3 separate regions of the Homo sapiens genome follow, and regions 2 and 3 are each linked to region 1. A link is an interaction called in ENCODE POLR2A ChIA-PET data of the cell type or tissue named here. Cell type or tissue: OCI-LY7. All regions are shown on one strand. Region 1 overlaps GPCPD1 (glycerophosphocholine phosphodiesterase 1). Region 2 overlaps CRLS1 (cardiolipin synthase 1). Region 3 overlaps TRMT6 (tRNA methyltransferase 6 non-catalytic subunit).

The links. ChIA-PET counts read pairs that join two places held together with the same protein. Peaks named below come from ENCODE experiments on the same cell type or tissue, not always from the same donor. Only the 100,000 strongest peaks of a DNase experiment are listed, where the experiment ranks them.
Region 2: POLR2A ChIA-PET joins it to region 1 with 5 read pairs; 9 of 35 experiments call an interaction of 5 or more read pairs at or near these places.
Region 3: POLR2A ChIA-PET joins it to region 1 with 5 read pairs; 5 of 35 experiments call an interaction of 5 or more read pairs at or near these places.

What each region holds. Positions count from the first base shown.
Region 1 is chr20:5,602,570-5,605,069 of GRCh38, forward strand. GPCPD1 (glycerophosphocholine phosphodiesterase 1) reads right to left here. Exons shown (of 20, transcript NM_019593.5): 2 at 1,795-1,871. The coding sequence starts at 1,843. Among named protein-coding and RNA genes, the nearest start is that of GPCPD1, 7.2 kb to the right of the region's middle. In OCI-LY7, no CTCF peak of the experiment used is centred here; DNase peaks (open chromatin) are centred at 992 and 2,322; H3K4me3 peaks cover 2,405 bases; H3K27ac peaks cover 2,500 bases.
Region 2 is chr20:6,017,872-6,020,371 of GRCh38, forward strand. All of the region lies in intron 3 of CRLS1 (cardiolipin synthase 1), which reads left to right. Among named protein-coding and RNA genes, the nearest start is that of CRLS1, 13 kb to the left of the region's middle. In OCI-LY7, no CTCF peak of the experiment used is centred here; no DNase peak of the experiment used is centred here.
Region 3 is chr20:5,941,540-5,944,039 of GRCh38, forward strand. TRMT6 (tRNA methyltransferase 6 non-catalytic subunit) reads right to left here. Exons shown (of 11, transcript NM_015939.5): 5 at 2,409-2,492; 6 at 2,020-2,144; 7 at 889-1,247; 8 at 412-497. Among named protein-coding and RNA genes, the nearest start is that of TRMT6, 7.7 kb to the right of the region's middle. In OCI-LY7, no CTCF peak of the experiment used is centred here; no DNase peak of the experiment used is centred here.

The DNA.
Region 1 (2,500 bases):
AAAGAAGCTAGATGTAGTGTGAGTCATTCACTCATTCTTTGAATACAGATATACTATGCCCCTGCTCTGATCCAGGCTCTCTGCTAGGCGCAGGAATTCAGCATAAACAAGACAAGGTCATATTTTGACCAGGCACGGTCTGTAATCTCACACCTGTAATCTCAGCACTTTGCGGGGCCAAGGTAGGCAGATGACCTTAGGTCAGGAGTTTGAGACTGGCCTGGCCAACATGGCAAAACCCCATCTCTACAAAAAATACAAAAATTAGCCAGGTGTGGTGTCAGGCATCTGTAATCCCAGCTACTCAGGAGCCCAAAACAGAAGAATCGCTTGAATTCGAGGAGCAGAGGTTGCAGTGAGCCGAGATCGCGTCATTGCACTCCAGCCTAGGCAACAGAGTGAGACTCCATCTCAATTAAAAAAAAAAAAAAAAAAAAGAGGGGGCTGGGCACGGTGGCTCCTACCTGTAATCCAGCACTTTGGGAGGCCGAGAGGCAGGTGGATCACGAGGTCAGAAGTTTGAGACCAGACTGGACAAGATAGTGAAACCCTGTCTCTACTAAAAATACAAAAATTAGCCAGGCACGGTGATGGACACCTGTAATCCCAGCTACTTGGGAGGCTGAGGCAGGAGAATTGCTTAAACCCGGGAGGCGGAGGTTGCAGTGAGCTGGGATCGCATCACTGCACTCTAGCCTGGGCGACAGAGCAACACTCCATCTCAAAAAAAAAGTAATGTTTTCAACAGAGTTTACAATCTGTCACTCAAATAATTCTATAAAATCTCCAAGAGGTGCTATAAAATAGGGCCAGAACCTAGTGGAATCTGGAGGCTGGCAGTGGGGACAGGGGAGAGAAGAGAAGGAACAGGGGGAGTATGAGAGTGGGCAAAGATCTAGGCAGAGGAAACAGCATTTGAGAACGTCCTAAAAGAGGAAGAAAGGAGGAAGGAATGGAGCACATTTAAGGAACTGAAAGGCCAGTATAGCCAGAGTACATAAAACCGAGAGGTACCTCAGTTTTATGAGAGCCCAGGTGTGATACGGCTTTGACATGCTATCTCACACTAAAATTATCTCACAGCACTTTAAGGGACAGCAAAAAATACAATGAGGCTAAAAACATATTCACACATAGGAACAAGGTTATCCCAGCCAATTGTTTCACCAACTTATTCTTTTTTTTTTTTTTTTTTGAGACGGATTCTGGCTCTGTCACCCAGGGTGGAGTGCAATGGCACGATCTCAGGTCACTGCAACCTCTGCCTCCTGGGTTCAAGCAATTCTCCTGCCTCAGCCTCCCAAGTAGCTGGGATTACAGGCACATGCCACCATATCCGGCTAATTTTTGTATTTTTAGTAGAGATGGGGTTTCACCATGTTGGCCAGGCTGGTCTTGAACTCCTGACCTCAAGTGATCTACCCGCCTCAGCCTCCCAAAGTGCTGGGATTACAGGCATAAGCCACTGCGCCCGGCCTACCAACTTCTTGCACTAGCAAAGTTTCCTTCATTTTCATACTGCCTAGAAACCACAGCCCAACCATCTCTGCCCTGTGCAAAATTAGGTATAAATTCATAGCTTTCTTGGGAAAACATGAGAACAAGACAGAGTTTGAGGAGGTTTTTGGTGTGTTTACTATGCTCCAAGCACATTTCTGCTGTCAGGCAAGACCTATAGATATTTTCATCTAAAAAATCAGGCCCACTCTAATAGCAACTCCATATTTAAGGTAATCCAGATAAGAAACATGCTAATTTAATTTTAATTGTTTTAAAGTAAAACTTTTACAATACCTGGTAAAAGAGTTCCTCTTATTTCAAAGGCAACCTGAGAAGGTGTCATTCTGATGGATTTATTTTATGATGTCGTGCTAGGAAAAAAAAGAAAAGTAACTTATAGTATAAAAATATATGCCTTAGCTAGCCACCATCAAGAAACAACTTCAACCAAGAGCTATTTATATTTTTAAAAGCAATATTTAATGTCTTTGCAGTTTTATGGTGGGATTGTTTTTGTTTTTGTTTTAAAGTAACTTTAGTGCGGGGGGGGGGGGGCGGGAAAGAAACAAGTGAAAAAGCAAAAAAATAAACCAGGCACAGTGCCTCATGCCTGTAATACAAACACTTAAGGAGGCTGAGGCAGGAGGATGACTTGAGCCCAGGAGTTTGAGACCAATTTGGGCAATATAGTGAGGCCTCATGTCTACACACACACACACACACACACACACACACACGCCAGGCATGGGGAGCATGCCTGTAGTTCCAGCTACAGATTGAGACTGAGCTGGGAGGATCACTTTAGCACAGGATGTTGAGGCTGTAGTGAGCTGTGACTGTGCCACTGTACTCTAGCCTGAGCCACAGAGCAAGACCCTGTCTCGAAAAAAACAAAACACAAAGTCTCAATAAAGTTTTTTTAAAAAAAGCAAAAAATGAAAATGAATCTCAATTATGAGCAAAAAAAAAGATTAATTTCAGAGTCCTTATATAAACAGTG
Region 2 (2,500 bases), 420 kb after region 1:
TATTCCTAAGTACATGATAGTTCTTGGTGCTTTTATAAATGGTAGCTTTTAAATTTCATTTTCTGGCCGGGCACAATGGCTTGCCCCTGTAATCGCAGCACTTTGGGGGGCTGAGGTGGGCGGATCACTTGAGATTAGGAGTTCAAGAGTAGCCTGGCCAACATGGCGAAACCCTGTCTACTAAAAATACAACAATTAGCCATATGTGGTGGCACGTGCCTGTAATCCCAGCTACTCAGGAGGCTGAGGCATGAGAATATCTTGAACCTGGGAGGCAGAGGTTGCAATGAGCCGAGATTATACCACTGCACTCCAGCCCGAGTGATGGAGTGAGACTCTGTCCTCAAAAAAAAAAAAAAAAAAAAATTATTTTCTTATAACTCCATGTTGATATGAAAAAATCAGTACTGTTTCTAATGTTGATTGTTATGTCTAGCGAAACTTGCTAACTTGTATTCTAACAATATACATATAAATTTGCTTGGATTTTTTACATGCTTATTTATGTCTTGTATGTAATTAATGACAACGTATTTCTTCTTTTCCAGTCCTTTTACCCTTTGTTTCTTTTACTTGCCTTACTGCACTGAGTAGTACAGTGTTGGCAAGGAGTGGTGTCAATGTCTTATTCCCAACCTCATAGAAAAGCCTTTAGCGTTTCACTATTAAAGATGATGTTTGCTGTTGGTTTTTGTCAGTATCCTTTTTCAAGTTAAGAAGTTCACTTCTGTTGGGAGTTTAAGAGTTTTTCTCACAATTGGGTACTGAATTTTTTTGTGTTTTTTGTAGAGATGCGGTTTTGCTATGTTGCTCATGCTGATCTTGAACTCTTGGCCTCCCAAAGTTCTGGGATTATAAGCATAAGCCACCACCCCTGGCCTGGATATTAAATTTTATCAAACTCCTTTTGTGTATTCCTATGGTCATATCATTTTTCCCTTTAGCTGTTCATGTGTGGTGAATTACACATATTAATGCAATATTAGTTCTAATGTTAAAACAAGCTGCAATTCCTGGTATAAATCCAACATTGCCATGATATATTATGAAGAGATTGCTGGATTTGGCTTGCTAATATTTTGTGGAAGATTTCAAATTTTAATTCATGAGATTGGCTTGGAATTCTTCATATATTCTTGTTAGGTTTTCATATCAAATTTATAACTAGCCTCATAAAATGAATTGGGGACTTTTTTTTTTCTTCCATTCTTGGAAGATGTTTGATTATGAATATTTCTACTTAAATGTTTGGTAGAATCTGTTAAAGCCGTTGAGGCCTGGAGTTTTCTTTAGGGCAGAGTTTTAAAATAGGTAATTCATTTTCTTTAATTGTTACGGGATGATTCAGGTTTAAAGTACATCTTTTTTTTTAACCTTCAACCAACTCACTCCATATTACACCTTTTGACCAGTTTTTAAGTTGTGATGTTTTTCTAGGAATTTGTCCATTTGGTCTACATTATAAAAAATGTATCATACGGTGTTTATGGTATCCTCATTAACTTTATTTATTTACTTACTACTCCTTGTGGAGCAGGGCTACCCTATAGGCAGTGGGCCCAGAATAGCTCTCATTAACCTTTTGATGTCTGTAGGATATGTAGTAATGTCCTCCTTTTCCTCTTGATTATTTTTTGTCCCTTTTTTTTTTTTTTTTTTCATCTTTTTTGCCAGAGGTTTGTCAGTTTTATGAATCTTTTGAAAGAATCAGCTTTGGGTTTTGTCAAGCCTCTCTGATCTGTTGTTTACTACTTCATTACATCTTGTAGTTTTATTTTTTTTCTTCTTCAGGTTTTCTTTGCTGTTCTTTTTCGAAATTCTTTTTTTTTTTTTTTTTTTGAGTGCAGTGGCATGATCTCAGCTCACTGCAACCTCTGCCTCCTGGGTTCATGTGATTCTCCTGCCTCAGCCTCCTGAGTAGCTAGGATTACAGGTGTGTGCCACCATACTTGGCTAGTTTTTTTGTATTTTTAGTAGAGACGGAGTTTCACCATGTTGGCCAGGCTGGCCTCGAACTCCTCACCTCAGGTGATCCTGAAGTGATCCTGACCTTAGGTGCCTCTACCTCTCAAAGTGCTGGGATTACAGGTGTGAGCCACCATGCCTGGCTCTAAATTCTTTAGATCAATTCTGTCTAGAAATAAAATGAAGATTCTTATGTAATTAAAAATTTTTAGTAGTTTTTAAAAAAGGAAACATGAAAATTGATATATTTTAAGTAATCCACTATATCAAAAATATTGTCATTTTAACATGTAATCAATAAATTAATGAGAATTTTTTTCCTATACGCCTTCATAGTCTAGTGTGTGTTTTGAGCAGTGCAGCTATAAGTGGATACCTAACTTGTTTTTCAGCTTTTCTTTTCTAAAGATTGCATATAAGACTGTATATGTTCCTCTAAGTGTCACTTTCATTGCATCTCCTATGTTGGTTTTAGTGTGTCATTGTCCAGTATACAATATTTTCCTATTTCCATTATTATTCTTTCATTGACCTG
Region 3 (2,500 bases), 340 kb after region 1:
GAAGCTCTTGTGGTACTTGGCAACTCTAAGTCGCATTTAATGACATTCTTGATTTTTTAAAAAAAATCACCTGGAAACAAATCCAACACTGCATAAGCTGCTTTGTGGATATCTGTTATAGCCTGTATCGCAGCATTTGAGTGCCCCATCCCCTGCATCCAGTGGGACCACAGGGCCCATCTTGATGCAGTGATGGAGAAGATTCAATTTCTTCTGAAACCCTGAAACCAGCATCATCAATTCCCCACCCCTGCCAGCCTCAGCCTCCTTTCTTTAAAAAAACCCCCAAGACAAAATCCTCATCTCGGGTCCCACTAGAGTCAAAGCAGACAAGGAGAAAGAGAATGCCAATCTGTCTGAAGCAGAGCCCACATGCACTGAGGAGTCTCCTGCCTTCTTCCATCAACGCACCCATCTGCGTTTCTTTCACTCAGCAGAGCGGCAGCCTCTAAATGTCTTTTCCTCTGCTCTTCTTGTCTCCTCTGTTTTTCCTGAATCTTCAAAAAGAAAAATAAGAAATCAATGTACTGGGGTCTTTCAGTCAAATTTATGGAAATGCTCTGGCCTGTCAAAACATTTCAACAATATTTATCAACTTGGACTAAACCAATAGAAGCAGGTTGTTTATAAGGAAGTTGCAAATACACAAGAAAGCCTATATACTATAAAAACCATGATTAAGCTATCTATGCAACGCTTCTGTATCCTAAAGCTCCATCCCGAAGACCGAATCACACGTTTGTATACATGTACACACACTCGTTCTCTGTTTTGATAGTTATCATCTTGGGAGCTAATACACCAAAGCCAAACTAAATCTCATGACTTAACTGAAGTTAACTGAGGGACTGAGATTATGGGGGTGGTGGGGACTCTTGGCATCCTTACATAATCTTTTTTGCTTCCTCTCTCTTTAGGCCCCTTATGTTCTGGATCTTGAGAAATTGTTTCCATTGTTTCCTGGTCTTCTGGGTGGTTGCTCTCTGGGGCCTCTGCCATGCTGTCTTCATTCTCTTGTTCAGAAGCCTGTTTTTCCTCCAGTGTGCCATTACTTTCTTCAACCAAAGCACTGTCTTTTGGCTCTGAAGATAACATCTTGGCAGAAAATGTTCCATGTAGAAGACTGTCCACTTTGTTGAGAGGGAATTCATAAAGACCACTGAGAAAAGATTTGGGAAATCCAAAACATGCTGTTGCTGCCCGAACAGGTCCTCCTCCAGGGTATAGCTGAATAATGGAGCCAAAACCTGAACAGATAAAAGAAACAAACATCTGCCCGTGGAGTGACTCTAGACTACGTAAACCCTCAGTGAGTCCTCCACAGTAATGAGACTGAAGGTCTTTCTATTAGTACTTTATTCAGAGGCTGAAGGATGGTGCAGCTCCTCAGGGAGTCTGTTTGGAGTCTATGAGTATTACCAATGGAGGTAATATAATTCTAAAGCAGATAGCAGGAAGACTCAAAGAAGCTTATCCCCACTTGATACTATTGTAAAACCCTGTGTCTGCAAATTTGGATGTCACATGATTGGTGACGGACTCTGCTTCCCCTCACTCCGATCCTCAAATGGAGCAGTTACAAGTTCTTACCTTCTATGGGGTCAGAAAAAAACCAGACAAATCAGGCTGTGTTGTATTCTTCCAGAGAGAATACATGCTTAGTAATCTTCCCACTCAATCCCTTCAATTTAGGCCCAATGAAATGAGCACCAGCTACCCAGGAGTTTACTAAAATCACTGTCCCGAAAGCCCTAGCCAGCCACAGGCTCCAGCATCATGCCCACTGACAGTGAAGCTAGAAAGGACAATTGCCATGGGTTTGGGGGTACCCATGGGTGGGGGGCTGGGTGATGGAGACTGTGTAAGAAGGTCCCCATGCTAGGAGCCGTGCAGGTTCACCCAAGTCACTTTGTTAACCCTGAAGTAATTCAATTTGGCTTTCCATGAGTTTACATTTTTGGACCACCTTTACTCACATCAGGGTGGGGTTTTGTTGAAAATGGAAATATTAAATCTTACCTCCCATTCGTTCCATCATTGCACCCAGCACCAAGCCTGCACACGTTTCCATCACAATCATTTTGTTGCCAGCACGGATATTTCCCAACGTCAACATCTGGGCTAGTGTATCGTATCTCATGTGGCTAAAGTAAAAACAATAATTTGTTCATTTTTAGCTAAGTAAAGCCTATTATTTTAATCATCATTTTTCAAGTTTTGTTTGCTTTATTAAAATTGTGTTGATAAGATTATTGATTGCTTTGGAGGTGACAGTAAAAGGACTTACAATTTATGAGGTAGGAGGATACTTTATGCAGGTGAGCAAGCTTTTTCATTTTACTTAAAATCATGACTTTCTTAAAGACATATTTCCCCCAATTATACTTTTGAAAGGAAACAAAGCGTACTTAATTTTTCCAGGTTCTCTTGCATAATACATAATTGAAAGAATACGGGTGGATGGCTTCACAACAGTAATGATGGCTTCATATCTGGGGGA